Linked DNA regions of Mus musculus: region 1 is linked to region 2. The links are chromatin loops, found by intact Hi-C in ENCODE. Cell type or tissue: left cerebral cortex. All regions are shown on one strand. Each heading gives the region's core, and the rest is flanking DNA. Links, peaks and the distances in the headings are about the cores only.

What was found. Peaks named below come from ENCODE experiments on the same cell type or tissue, not always from the same donor. Only the 100,000 strongest peaks of a DNase experiment are listed, where the experiment ranks them.
Region 1: a loop joins it to region 2, with 2.7 times the contacts of the local background. A loop is called at or near these places in 8 of 42 quality-filtered maps.

The regions. Positions count from the first base shown.
Region 1 is chrX:104,194,784-104,202,186 of GRCm38, forward strand. It overlaps Nexmif (neurite extension and migration factor), which reads right to left and starts at 6,401. Exons shown (of 5, transcript NM_001077354.3): 1 at 5,850-6,401. In left cerebral cortex, for the core only: no CTCF peak of the experiment used is centred there; DNase peaks (open chromatin) are centred at 4,120 and 4,943; H3K4me3 peaks cover 1,421 bases; H3K27ac peaks cover 665 bases.
Region 2 is chrX:105,003,321-105,010,723 of GRCm38, forward strand. Gm33486 (a long non-coding RNA gene) reads right to left here and starts at 576. Exons shown (of 3, transcript XR_387034.2): 1 at 16-576. In left cerebral cortex, for the core only: a CTCF peak has its summit at 3,380 (motif pointing left); a DNase peak (open chromatin) is centred at 3,305.

The sequences.
Region 1 (7,403 bases), core at 3,169-5,668, 810 kb before region 2:
CATGTATTAACAATGGATCTGGTAAAGCTCAACTAGGTAATAAAAGCTTGAAAATATTTACAAATATCACTTCTAACTAGCTTCATTTTTTTCCTTCTTGATTACATTATTATTCCATGATAGGTCAGATTTAGATTGGGGAACCACCTTTTCATTCACTCCTGCTCCCGATTAATGAAGTCCATCACAGAGACTTAGGACTGGGAGGCAGACAACTTAAAAGAGCATCTTGTCTCTTATCATACTTCCCTTAGTGCTAAAGATTTTCTTCATGAATACGGTGGTCAGGATGTACTTTCTAACCCTAAGGTTTCCAGATAAACTTAGAACTCACTGTGTATTTCAAAAAATTTAAAATTATTTTACTTCATGTGTGTGGTGCTCTGTTTACACATATGTCTGTGTACTATGTACATGTCTAGTGCTTTAGGAGGCCAGAAGTGTGTGTCAGAGCCCTTGGAACTAGAGTTACAGATGGCCATGCACTGCCATATGGCTTCTGGGAATCAAACTCCTAGTCAGATCTACCTGCCTCTAAACATGCCTATGCCTCTTGTCTTCTAGATAAAAACAGGCAGTGCCCTTGACCTTTGAGCCTTCTCCCCAGCCCTAACATATTCCCTCTTACCAGCCTTTCATGAAAGCAAGAAGCACTCTCCAATGTGTAGAGGGTACCTCTTTGAGTACATGTGTATGTGCAAACATAGACTTCCATTTTGTGTCGATATCTTTGAACACAATATTCCAATTCTGTCAGACACAAAGCATCAATCTTTCTGAGGATCTTCTACAGAAAGACCTCTTGGCTGACAAATGTAAGGTGAACTAGGTTAAAGAGTCATTGTCTCTCAGAAGCTCACTAGTCTATCAAGTTTTGAAAATTAACTATCAACTCAAATTAGGAAATATGTCTTTTAAAGGTGCTGTACTTTAAGTAATCATAGAATTTTTAAAGAATAAAACAAGTGTGCCACAACATATGGTAACCTACCAATAATCCCAAATAAAAAAATACTTTAACTTTGTTCACATGAAATGAATCTCTTCCTTGTCATCTTTCTGTGGGAAGGCTCTTGTGTATCCCAGGCTGGTCTCAAGTTTGCTATCTAGTTGAGGATGACTTTAAACTTCTTGTCTTCCTACCTTTTCTTCTTGAATGCTGGGATCATAGCTCCACATCCAGTTTAGGTGGCACTAAGGATTGAACATGGAGTTTTATGCAGCCCGTCTCTGAAACAAGACAGGGTCTCACTACACATCCCAAGATTTCCTCGAACTCTCTGTTTCCAAGGTTGACCTCAAGCTCAGGATCTTCTTGCCTCTCAGCCTCTTGTGTGGGGGATTATACCACATCTGGGTTTATGCTTGTTCTTGATGGAGGGTGGGTCAAAATTCCTATGTTTAGATGCAGTGTACAAATCTTGTTCTCCAGCCTTTAGATAATCTGCAGATAGACAGCAGAAGCTTCTTTCTCCAGCTAGTTTGTGGGACACTTGAAAAAAACAATGGGAGAATGAAACTGATAGTTTTCATAGGATTTGGGGACACTTGAGGAAAATGGTACATAATTGCTTAAATCAAAGTCATCTTACTGGAGAGAAATAAGATGATCTATAGACACGCCATTTTGGAAAAAAAATTGTGTGCGTTGTGGATGCTCTTAAGAATTCTGCCAGGGGTTTTTGGAACATTGTATGTAATGCCAGTACTCGGGAGGTGGACGTATGAGGATCACAAATCCAAAAGTAGCCTGGGCTACACACAAGACCCTGTCTAAAAATGAAAAACAAAAGCAAAAAACACTCATGGCTGGAAATGTAGCTCCAAGGTAGAGCTCTTCTCTAGCGTGTCCAAGGCCCTGTGCTCCATCTTCAGCTCCGGGGGGAAAAGGGGAAAAAGCTTGGAACAGAACACAACAAAAGCAAAACAAACGCTAGAAATCCTTTCCGGCTGGAGAACAAGGAAAGACATTAGATCATAGCATTTACAAGAAAAAGGGAGCACATTCCATAGCCAAAGTCTGTGAATCACTATTCAGGACAGAGGGAAGAGACAAAAGATCCTTGCCTCTACCTGGAGCAGGCCTCAAAAAGGCAGCTTCCCTGAACTGCCTCCTTCCCTAAATTGTGATATGCTTACTGTGGCAGGAGGCCGATGTTGTTTCATGTCTGCCTCAAAATACATTTTCTGGATAGCAGTGAAGGTACAAACTTAAAGGTCACCTGAAGTGCTCCTGTCATGGCTCTTTGTTTTGTTCTCAAAGCGTCCTGGACAACCAGCTTAAGTTCTTTATGTCCAACCTTATGACCTTGGATTTGAAAGGGTGCTCTGGTGAGGAACTATTAACTAGGGAGCTCGACTCTTCAGAGGAAGTAAAATAATAAAGGAAAATATAAAGTTTAAATCTGAAATCCTCCAACATGGGAAAAACAATGAAGCCAAAAATGACCTGCTTCTCAGTGAATCAGTCTCCTCTGTATCACTTGTTTGACCCTTCTATCTTCTTTTGCTTACTGCCAGCAGGAACATTTTGACCACGGGTATACTAACACATAAAAAGTTTACATATAACAGTCAAAGGCCAACTAGAATCTCCTCTTACTACAATGGAAGGGGCTTGCAGAAGAAAAAAATCTCTAGAACTGGATTTAGGAGCAGAGAAACTGCAATAAATGCTTCTTTGGTTAAGACAGTCCCTCCCCTAAGCAAATACTTCAGTGAGACTAGAACCTCCACAGTGATTGTGTTAGAGTGCCATGAGCACGTCTTTGAGTGTTTTAAATCCGGCTGTTAGAGCTTTTTCTTTCTCTCTTCTACCTCCGTAAACACAAGCAAAGGGAATCAACAGCACATCTTTAGTTCGCTTTGCTCTCTGGGCAGCTTACAGGTAATCAGATTGTAAAAAAAAAGAAAAGAAAAGAAAAGAAAAGAAAAGAAAAGAAAAGAAAAAGAAAAAGACAGGAGAAAGACAGTGAGTAAAACAGAAAGCAGCAGTGTTCTGCAGTTGTTTGACTTTGGCAACAGGGATATTACAGGTTTGCACGTGTGCCTGCATGTGTGTATGTGTGTGTTAAAAAAACATTGATGCATCGAAGATTTATTCATTGAACAGACTGATTTATTTAACAGACTTGACATATGTCAAATTCTGCCATGTGCTTATATAATTGTTACCCATTTATCCGAGCTGTAATTTAGGCAAATATTTGTTTTAAAAGTATTTTCTTTTAAATGGCTTTCTCTGGCTTGCTGCACAATCAGTGGTTCTTTTTAATTATGTTAACAATAGCTATTTGGTTGGAGTCTGTGAAATCTAATCTTTTCCCTAAACTCTTTTCAGTTTTTTTTCAAGTAATTACTTTCAAGTTAAAAATCATACCACAGGAAGAATTTAAATGTGCACAATATTTTATGTTTTGATATTTTGAATGTTTGGTCTTCAAAAAAAGTTAGTTTCTTGACATATTGTTAATAATCACAGATCTGGTACTATTGAAGTAAAAAAAAAACTGGCTAAAGGGACAAGAGTGTGATTTTTCTTAGCCTAGTTCTGTGGGGCATAGGGGTATGGAGACAGGAAGACAAGCTGGGGGGTGTGCTCTACAAAGAATTAAGTAGAAAAAGACAAAGTAAATGAAATCAAATTTCAAGTCTTACAAATTTTCTTGAATCACCCCACCCTATTTGAACACATGGGCACACACACAAAAATTATGTCTTTTCAACTCAAATACATGCAATCTATCTAGGTTCTGTGGGAGACAATTTTTGCTAAGTATTTCCAAGAAACAACAACAAAATGTCTAATCACTAGCTGCCAGAGGGGCTTTGAATTCCCCTATTGTAAATATGTTGCTTGCAAAAAAGCCCGAGGTTTATTTGACCTCCCTGGTCAAGGAGTATGGAGACTATGTAAGATGTAAGAGTATAGAGACTACATAAGATGTAAGGGTGGGGATAGAGGGAAATCCCACCACCACACAAGTACATTTCTGACCTAGTAAGCAAATACGCTTCTGTTGTTAGTGCTGGGTAAAATGTACAAGTCTTCCAGAAATTAGAGACTGTAATAAAAATGTACCAGCCCAAATTTAAATTGCTCACTAGACAGATGGTTAATTATATTCACAGCCACATATTTCACTGGGATAGAGTTTCAGACACTCAGCCAGTTTTATTTGATTAGCCGGTTTTCTAGTTAATATGTAAAATGACAGTTTCTTAAGGTTTTTTTTTTGTTCCTTTCTAAAAATATTTTTTAATAAGTGTAAAATCTCCTCAGCTATGAGAACATCACTGCTGTAAATAAAATGTTTGGTCATTCTATCCATGCATAAAGATGTGCGACTCACCCCGCAAGTCCCAAATGGTCTCTTGCAGTTCAGAGGAAACCATTAGAGCACCTTTTACTCAGCAAGCAAAATATTCCAGAACTATAAGCACACTCTGCTTCTTCAATTAAAACAGTTTTTTAAATCCCAGCGCTAAAGTATTTTATAAAGATACTTAAAAAAAAGTCCTGCCAACCCCACACACTATTGTGTATTCTCAGACAAGTCTACAAAATGAAACGTTAGAAAAAGCCACACAGTTAAGTATGCTGTTGCGCCTAGAATTTAACAACATGTTGGAAGCCAAAGCCCAGAAGCAAAATATGAGACTTGGTCATTCCAAAATGCTACCAGAAGCTGGACAAAAATCTGAAGTGCTGGTGTCAAAATGGGAATGTCAACTGATTTTTTTTTTTTTTTTAACTTCAGAAAAAGACTAAAAGCCTTGCGCCCGTGGTTCGGTGTCTCACTAATGAGACAGGAGCAGTCATGCTGAAACCACTGGATTCCTCAGCTGAACAGCGCGGTCTGCACACTTTCGGGGAGCGGGGCCGCCCCACGGCCTCTGAGCCCGCAGGGCTGGATAAGATCGAGCCGCAGCAGTGTCCCTGCAGGCGCAGCAGCGACGAGCTCCAGGAGTCCCGGAGGAAAGCGTCAATCTGACGGCAAGGGAGAGCGGGAAAGGGCAGCGGGCCAATTTCCTGCAAAGGTGACAAGCCTGGGCGAGGCTCGCTCGGGCCCCTAACTTCTCGTCGGTCGCCAGCGGCGGCTGCTTGGAGCGGGTGCTGCGAGCCGCCCGTGCCACCGCGGGGTGGCCAGAGGCGCCTGGGGCGCGCGGGAGCCTCGGGCGGGGGAGGCGTCCGTACGGCGGCCAGCGGCGCCTTCGCACCTCTGCAGCTTCGGCCGGGACGCCAGCCGGCGCCCGCCGCGTGCCTACGTTTTCCCGCTCCCTCGGACGCGTGCCTCGGGCCGTGCCACTTTCCCCAGACGCCCGAGGTTCCCCCGGGGTCACCGAACCGATGGGAGGTGGCAGGCGGCTAGCGGCCGCTGCCCTGCGGCAGGCAGGCGTGTGTGAGCGGCGGCGGCAGTGGCGGCGGCTCCGGCCCGCTCCCTTCCCCTCCCCCTCCCCCGGCGGCGGCACACAGGCCTTTCCTAGATTGCAGCGCACGCTCGGCGGCGGCGGCGGCGGCAGCGGCGGCGGCAGCGGCGGGCGAGCCAGGCTCCCTCGCCCCGGCGGCCTCGCTGCCTCCCGCACACAGACAGCACCCGCACGCCATTCGCACACTCTCCCACTCACACACACTCACACGCACGCGCGCGCACACACACACACACACACACACACACACGCTCTCCCCGCCGGCATCCCTTGCTCGGCTCCTCGCTCGGCTAGCCCTCGGTTCCTCGCAGCCGCCACCCCCACCCCCAGCTGCCGCCCGCCGGCTCCAGCCGGCCCGGGGAGCCAGGGAGAAGGCCCGGGGGGGATGGGGGAGGCTGCATGGCAGCGCTCAGACTCACCTCGCAGGCCGCCTCCCGAGGCGCACGTCGCTGGTGGGTCCTTGCTGCCGGCGTCCCGAGCTGGGACGGTCGCAGTCAAGGCTGGGCTGCCGCCGCCGTCGCCGTCGCCGGAGCTGCTAGAGCTGCCGCCGCTGCTCCCGCTCACTGCCGTCTCCTCTGCCTCTGCTCCATGCGCGGGGCCCGCCAGGTGGACGCGCCTCGCTCCGCTCGCTCACTCTGGCTCCGCCGCAGCCGCCGCACTAGATGGAGGCAGAGCTGTCGGGCTCGGGCGCCGAAACTCAGAGGCTCCACAGCCGCCCGCCGGCTCCCAGGACAGCGCTCCTCTCACCGCGCCGCTCGCCCGCGCCAGCACTGCCCGGCTCGCCGGCTGCGCGCGGCGGTGCCCGGAGCCCGCTCTGCACGCGGTGGCTGCGGCTGTCCGCGAGACGGAGACGCGGAGGGCGGTTGCGACTGCCGCTAGCGCTGGGAACACTACTGCTAAACGCTGCCACTGCCGCTACTGCCACTGCTGTGGTGGTGGCGGCGGCGGTGGCTGCTGCTGCTGATGCTACTGGTTTTCCTTCCCGGGTTCTCCCCCCCTGCCTCGGCCCCCTCCTCCCCCCTTTCTCCTCCTCCTCCTCTTCCTCCTCCTCCTCCCCCTTCTCCTCCCTGGGCTGCTTGGCTCAGAGCCTCTGCGGGCTCTGCCTGCTCTCTTCTGCTTCCAGAGCTGCCTCTGCCCATTCAGAAAGGTGCCCAGAGTGGGGCTGCCTCGGCTGCCACCATCGCTATTGCCCCTGCCATTGTTTCCTCCAACACAGCAGTTCTTGTTGGACGCGTTCCCCTCCCTATCCTCCTTCCCCACCACAGCCCTCCCTATCTTGCTCTCTCTTTCCTTACCCTCTCTGCGGTCCCTTCCTCGTGTGTGCCCCCTCCCACCCTGTCTGTCTGTCTGTCCCTCCCGGCGGTCCCCTCAGACGTCCGGGAGCGCGCACTGCGCGGCCACCTGTCATAAAGGGCGCGCACCCCCCTTCCCCACCCCCACCCCGCCCCCCACTCACATTCTCGCAGCCCGCCCAGTCCACGGCGCTGCTGGCTTGTTCTTCCCCTAGCAGACACGCAGCCGGACACCACTCTCCCACGCCTTTGAAGGCAGTTATGTGTTCAGAGAGGGGCGCTCTGAAGTTTCAGGAAGAATATCTGAATGGCTCCATGTATTAAGCCTCTATCCATCCAACCTACCCTTAACTTCAGGCCCCAAGCCCCGGGAAGGTGGATTGTGCTGGAAGGGTTGTAACAAGGCAGAGAATTGGAAAGGGATGAGTTTTTTTAGGAAGTGAAGGAGAGAAAAAGGGATTCTGAATATGGCCGGGAAGGAAATGGGATCTGACTGCTGTCACAGGAAAATTCCTTAGGTGGTCATTTCCCTTTTGACGCCCTGGGAATCAACAGTACAGGAATGGAAAGCGACCCACCGGGGAACACGTAGTATTCAATGAAGCCCAGGGTGTAGGGTTGGGGCCTGAGAGCCACGGTCAGTGCCACTAGAAACCAGGGAGAACGATTAAGTGTTGACGC
Region 2 (7,403 bases), core at 1,968-4,467:
TTACTTAGCACTTACTTTATGCCAGACAGCACCATCAAATACTGTGCCTTTTCCCTCTAATTATCCTTAAAGCAGAACTTCTCAGGATGGGGTATTTGTGAGGGAGTGCAGGAGTGGGGGCTGCCAATTAAAGCAGCTGCCTTTGCTTCTGCAACTCTTTCCAAGCCTTACAGCCCCTCTGCGCAGCCTGAGGTTATTTTTACTGACAGTTGGTTTCCCGGTGCAGCTGTTTCTCTCACAATTACTTCCCTGTTTAATTTTCTTCTTTACTAGTCCACAGTCCTGTTTAAAATGTCTCCTTCGAAGTGTTTGCTTGGTGTTTTCTTTCTGTTTGGTTTCTTCCAGCTTCACTGGGGTTTATCTGCCCCACAAGCCTTCTGCAGAAAATGTGTAATTTGATATTTTAGTGAAGTCCTGCTGTAAAAGAAAAGTGTATCTTTGACTTCCCTACTTCCCTTTGTAATTATTTTCCACTTCTGTAGCATTATCTCTAGTCTTCCCTTCTCCAACAAATACACTGACTTCCTCCTATATATTCTTTCACCTCTAGGCAGAAAGCAACATCTACTTTGATTAAAATAATCTTCTCTAAAATACTGATAAACACAAGGACTTCTCAGATCTCACATTTGTATTTAGACAGTTCAGCTCACTGGATCTCTTTGCTTCTCCAGCAAAGAGATCTTCTTGGTGTCTCCATCTATAAAGTGTTGGTAATAATAGCCATACTTCATAGAGTTATTATGAATCCTTCTTCTTTCTTTCCTTCCTTCCTTCTTTCCTTCCTCTTTCTTTATTTTTCATTTCTTTTTCTGTTTGTGTGTTTGTTTGTATAGAGTTCCTTTGTGTAGTCCTGGCTGTCCTGAAATTCACTCTGTTATTCCAAGCTAGGGAATTCTACTGCCCCTGCCTCCCCAGTGCTGGGATTAAAGGTGTGCCCCACCACCATCTTGTTATGAATACCAAATGAGTCAATTTATATAAAGAGATAATTTTAATTTCTGACATAGGGCAAGGGTTCAGTGACCATTTGCTATTGTTTTCACTGCCAGCACTATGAAGCTCCCTGGTGGCTGGCCATGGGTGATGTGATCCCACCCCCTGCTTTGGTGGTAAAATCCTGTGGGTAGGGTACCGCATATACCCTTAGAAGTTTATCTTTACGTGAAGCATATTAATAATGGGAAGAGAATTTAAGGTACCAAATTCAAAATCTCTGGTCTTGTCAGGAACAGTGGTGAGACACAGCTCAGCAGCCATTAGGAGCTACTGTCCCACCTACTCCCCCCACCCCCAACCCCTTAGGGGCCTGAAGTTGGGTAAAGCTGGATGTTTGACTACACTACAAAAAAATAATTTCAGGAGTATATGTGTGAACAAAAGTTAGTGAATTTATTATGCCAAGATAAGGGATAACACATACTTGAGATTTAAGCATATGGTAGAGGAGAGAGAGAGAGAGAGAGAGAGAGAGAGGGAGAGAGAGAGAGAGAGAGAGAGAGAGAGAGAACTAGAGAGGGATTACCAGGGGTTGGGGGGATGGCTCACTGACTTTGGAAGAGGACAATACACATCTAAGACCCAGATACAGGCTTAGGGACAAAGAAAGTTGTGCTTAGATATCTTCATTGATTCTGTGGCTTTCTAAGTTCAATTATTCAATGGTTTAAAATAAAACAAAGTTGAAATTAAGTAATATATATTATTTACAAAAGGGAATATCATATTTTTTTCTGCAAACTTTATATGCCCCAGTACAGGGGAATGCCAGGGCTAAATGGGTCGGTAGGGGAGCAGGGCGGGGGAGGATATAGGGGACTTTTGGAATAGCATTTGAAATGTAAATGAAGAAAATATCTAATAAAAAAATTGAAAAAAAATTTTTTTAATTTCCTTTTGTAAATTTGGAGCTAAGATGAAGAATGGACTATCCAGAGACTACCCCACCCGGGGATCCATCCCATAATCAGCCACCAAACCCAGACACTATTGCATATCCCAGAAAGATTTTGCTGAAGGGACCCTGTTATAGCTGTCTCATATGAGGCTATGTCAGTGCCTGGCAAATACAGAAGTGGATGGTCAGTCATCTATAAGATGGAACACAGGGCACCCAATGGAGAAGCTAGAGAAAGCACCCAAGGACCTGAAGGGGTCTGCAACCCTATAGGTGGAACAACAATATGAACTAACCAGTCTCCCCAGAGCTCGTGTCTCTAGCTGCATATGTAGCAGAAGATGGCCTAGTCGGCCATCACTGGGAAGAGAGGCCCCTTGGTATTGCAAACTTTATATGTCCCAGTACAGGGGAATGTCAAGGCCAAGAAGAGGGAGTGGGTGGGTAGGGGAGTGGGGGGGGGTATAGGGAACTTTCGGGATAGCATTTGAAATGTATATAAAGAAAATATCTAATAAAATATTCTTTTGTAAATAAAACTGCAAAATTGATTTATGTAGTCTGTAGTTTAGATTAATGGATGAGAGACGAATGCTAACACAATTAAACCGGTGGTGTGTGTGTAAGCTAGCCCCAGAGATCTGCCCATCTCCACCTTCTTAGTTTGGGGAGTACAAGCAATTACTACTACACTCAGATTTTTTGCCTGAACTTTGGCCAGCAAGACTAACTTACTGAGTGAGATGAAAGACAATTGAGAGACCTTGTCACAATCAGGTGGATGGCTCCTGAAGTTGACCCCTGGCTCCACGTTATGTGCACACAAACTCAATCAGGCAGACTCATGCATAACATACATACCAAAAGTTTAGTAACAGATATTTTGGGGGGTTGTCCAAATCACATAGTCTAGTATTTAATAGTACTGATGAATTACTCTTTAAATCATAAAGTAAAACTATGTTCAAAATATATGCCAGAATTGTTAACAGCACAGAAAATATCAGCATAGAGTTATATGGGGGAAAAAAACAAGATATAGAGCAAAATTATTTAAAATGTGATCAAGGCAAGAAACTACACAGATGGTAGTAAAAATGAATCTAAATGTTGAAACCATTGTCTCTGGGAGTATGTAAAATTTCTAAGTTTATTCCAATCTCCACAGTGCATGCATATTATTTTTGTAACGAGAAAAAGTAAAAGCCACAAAATTAAATCCTGGTGTAAATATAGAAAAAAGGATATGAAAATTGTTCAGAGAAGAAAGAGAAATGCTTTGAGACACAGAAATCCGTTCCTTTCCTGAGTATCAAAGAGATGCAAATGGAGCCAGTGCTGGGAGGCAGATCTTCAGCTATCACACTGATAAACAATTCTGTTAAAGATTACAATCTATGCTAGGCAGAGTCATAAGCATTTCACACCTATGGTGGGTGCTTGGAGAGAAAGGCCTGCGGAGGTTGGGTTCACAGAACACTGCTGCCATCTTCAGGAAGCTAATGGAATAGATAAATGTGTAATAATGTAATAGATTATTTATTACATTATTACATCCCTTATCTCTTTCCTTTCTGTTTCCTTCCTTTTTAGCTTCATTCTTTCTTTCCTTCCTTTACTTCTTTCTCCCTCTATGTCTTGCCTTTTCTTTTCTTTCTTTTTCAGTTGACTTGCCCATAAACAAGAAAGCCTCCAGGAAGACTTTACACCAAGTGATCTGTACTGCATGCCATGAATCCTTAGCAACAAGCTTTTATGTCAAAGAGATGGAGAGAACATTGTATGGCAGGTGAAGGGGTACATGAGTTTGTTTATCCCACATCGAGGGCCGATCCCTTCATTGGCTAGCACTGCCACTGTCTCTGCCTTACACTGCACTAATGAGAAGGACATTTTCAATGTTTTCATATGCTCCACTCTCTCCCTTGTAAAGATTGGTGCTTCATTGAATTTTATCAAAGACCCTCTGCTCCTCTGCCAATCCAAGGATGATAGAAAGACATGACTAATGTAAAAGACCTTGTACCTTTAAGGACTTGGAAGGCAAAGCCAAAAGGCAAATGCACTAATGAAACCAGCCTTGATAATCCTAGAAGGTTAGAGTGGACGACAATGAAGTTGTGGATGAAGAAGCCAGTGGTTCTCAACCTTCCTAATGCTGTGACCCTTTGAGTTCCCCGTGTGGTGATCTCCAACCATACAATTATTTTTGTTGCTATTTCCTAACTGTAATTTTGCTACTGTTATGAAATTGTAATCTAAATATTTTTGGAAATAAGGGTTTGCCAATGTGATCCCAACCCATAGGCAGAGAACCACTGATCTACTTTGTCTTCCTTCTCAGAAAGAAAAAAAAAGGAAATCAAAGCAAATCAAACCAAGTCCAAGCCAAGGCTCTTTAAAACAACATTGCCAGAGTCTGGGAAAGAGCCAAAGACTTGGCATCAGCCAAGCAAATAAAAAAGGCATCGCCAAATTGATAGGTAGTGGTATTGGACCCACTCTTGCATGACATCCTTTCCGGAGAACTCTGTGATTGCTTGTTTTGGTCTTAAAGAGTCAGCCCTAGCACTCAGTTCTCTCCCTTGAACAGGAAGAAGTAGAGCACACTCAATTTTCATGTTACTGTGTACAGCTTTTCTGTACCTTTTTTAAAAATTCAAGGCATTCATCTTTACTGTACTTAGCATTCATCTTTACTGAACTTGGAACTAAGTGTGTGTGGGGGGGGGGGGGAGTATTCAGTACTGCTCGCACGAGCTGCAGGAAAACTAGAGAGCCACAGTCCTCTGAGACATGTTGTCATAAGTGGAGGCAAACAACAGGCCTTTGAAAACACAAAGAAGCTAAAGAAAGAATGTCTAGGACTTGAGGGTCTATAACAGCTGTCATATGCATATTGGATCTCATGAAAGTTATAGGAATGATAAGGCATCCTGTGTGCTCAGAAAAGAGTCTTGGGAAATGTAATCTTGTCCCCTGTGGTAGTCTTTAGTTTCAGAACTTGTTACCTTGTCAAGGGCTGTCCCAACAAAGACCAAATCTGCAAAGCCTTGGAAAGCTCATAAACTTCAAAGAAACCCTTTAAAACATTAGCAAAGGGCCTGGCATATTTTAGTGGGTAAAGCCCTTGTATTGTAAACAGGAGGACCTGAGATTTCAATAAACTTGAAAGTAAGACAATTGAAATTATTGACTTCAGGAAGCAGACCCCAATGAAGAAAAACAATCTAGGAAATCTATTTTAAAGGCTTAGTTCATAAAATTGATGAGACTAGAAACTACAAAATTACAAAGAAGGAGAAGGAAGAGGAGAAAGGAGAAGAGGGAAGAAGAAGAGGGAAGAAGAAGAGGGAAGAAGAGGGAAGAAGAAGAGGGAAGAAGAAGAAGAAGAAGAAGAAGAAGAAGAAGAAGAAGAAGAAGAAGAAGAAGAAGAAGAAGAAGAAGAAGAAGAAGAAGAAGAAGAAGCAGCAGCAGCAGCAGCAGCCTGGCAAGCTGAAGATGCAAACACTGACACTGATGTTTTAGTTCAAGAACAGATTCTCAGGAAGAGCTGTTGTTACAGTTCAAGTCCAATGACTAATGATGGATCCACTGTTGACCAGGGAAGCCCGGTCCTTTTTTTTTTTTTTTTTTTTTTTTCCTATTCAGTCTTTCATTGGTGAGATGCACCTGTGCCAGTATGATGGTGTGTCACCAGCTTCACAGAAAGCCTGCTAGTTTAAGTGTTTACCTCATCCTAGAGAATTTGCGCAAACATTCAGAATGTTTTACCATATATCTGATACAATGGCCCAGTCAATTTGATGGTTTATGTATGTTTTAGTACACTTTTTAATGAAGAAAGGGAAAGTAACAAGTCATGTTGAGTCTAGTTCCTCAGAAGGTTAAAAATACAATTACCACATGACCATTCCATTCCTAAGTATATTATCAAAAGAAGTGAAAGCAGGGATACAGGCAGACAATTGTGCACTGATGTTCACAGAAGCATTATGCTCAACAGCCAAAGGTTGGAAGCAATATATGAATGTCCAACAGATGAGTGACTACACAAAATGTAATGGATGTGCTTTTAAAATGAGATAATAGCCTTTACATAGAAAGAAATCCAGGTCCAGACCGTAACCTGAATGAACCTCAAAAATATGCTTGGCGAAATAAACTAGACAAAAGGGACATATTTTCTGTAATTCTTCTTAAATGAAACTTATATGACAATTTAGATGCAGAATGTAGATTACAGCTTACCAGCAACTTGGAAAGGATCAAATGAAAATTTAACTGTTTAACATCTGTTAAATGCCTGTTTGGAGTGATCAGACAATTCTGGAAGTGGATATGGGAATAATTTCATAACAATGAGAATGTGTTTAATTCCACTGAACTATACAGTTTAAATTATTAAAGTGGTAAATTAGGGGGCTGGAGATGGCTTGATGAGTAAAACACTTGCTAAGTGGGAGAGCCTCAGTATCCAGCCAAGTGGCATATAGGTGTGGAGGTCTGCCTGCATCCCCAGTGCTCCAGGAAGTAGAGACAGGGCATCTCGGGGACAAGCTGACTGCCTAGGATACCTGAATTGGTGAGCTCTGGACTCAAGTGAGAGTTTAATACATAAGGTGGAGAGGAATCAAGAAAGGAACCCAGTATCAACATCTGTCTTCCACATATATACATGCATATTCCCCCTCACCACATATGCATGCAGACACATATATACAAATGTACATAACACTCACAAATGAGTAAAACATTAAACCTTACATTTTTCATTTGTTTCTGTGTGATGCTGGGTGTTAAATTCCATAACTCATGGTAATCAAATACCATGTATTGAGCCACATCTACAGCTGTATATTTTGCTACTGGGTGGGGGGGGGGAGAACAAAAAACAAGGTATTGGGAGCAAAGGGCTGTGTGTTGGAAACAGAGGAAACTTGAGTCAGAAAACAGAGGTTTGGAGTGGGATTTGGGAGGGTTTTCACATTATAAAATGGTACATGATATGACTATACTTGTGGGCTAAAGAGATCAAGATGACTAAAAACATACAATGTGATAGATGGTGAAATCCCCACAGACAGTGGCTATGTAAATGAACATGCTGGACAAAATTAAGTTCTAAATTCATAACGGGGCTGAGGTATTAGCTGAGTAGTCCAGCGCTTGCCTAGTACGCATGAAGCCCTGGGCAAAAAATAGAATGTCCTGATGTTCTGGATTGTGCAATCTTTCTGCCCTCTTCTTCTGCAACGTTTCCTGACCCACAGATACAGGCAGTTTGATGCAGGTGTATCTATAGTACTGCCCCAGATCTGCATCTCCCTCAGGGTAGCCAGGCCCCTTGTGCACTGAGCTGGGCTGGAGAGAAGCAAAGGAATGTAAGTACAGTGCAGGACCTCGGTCAGCAATGAGTGAGCAGGCAATGAACACCCGGGAACAACTTTAGAGAATTGTCTATTGGGATTGCACGGGGGGGTGGGGGGGGGCATGCTAAGGAGGT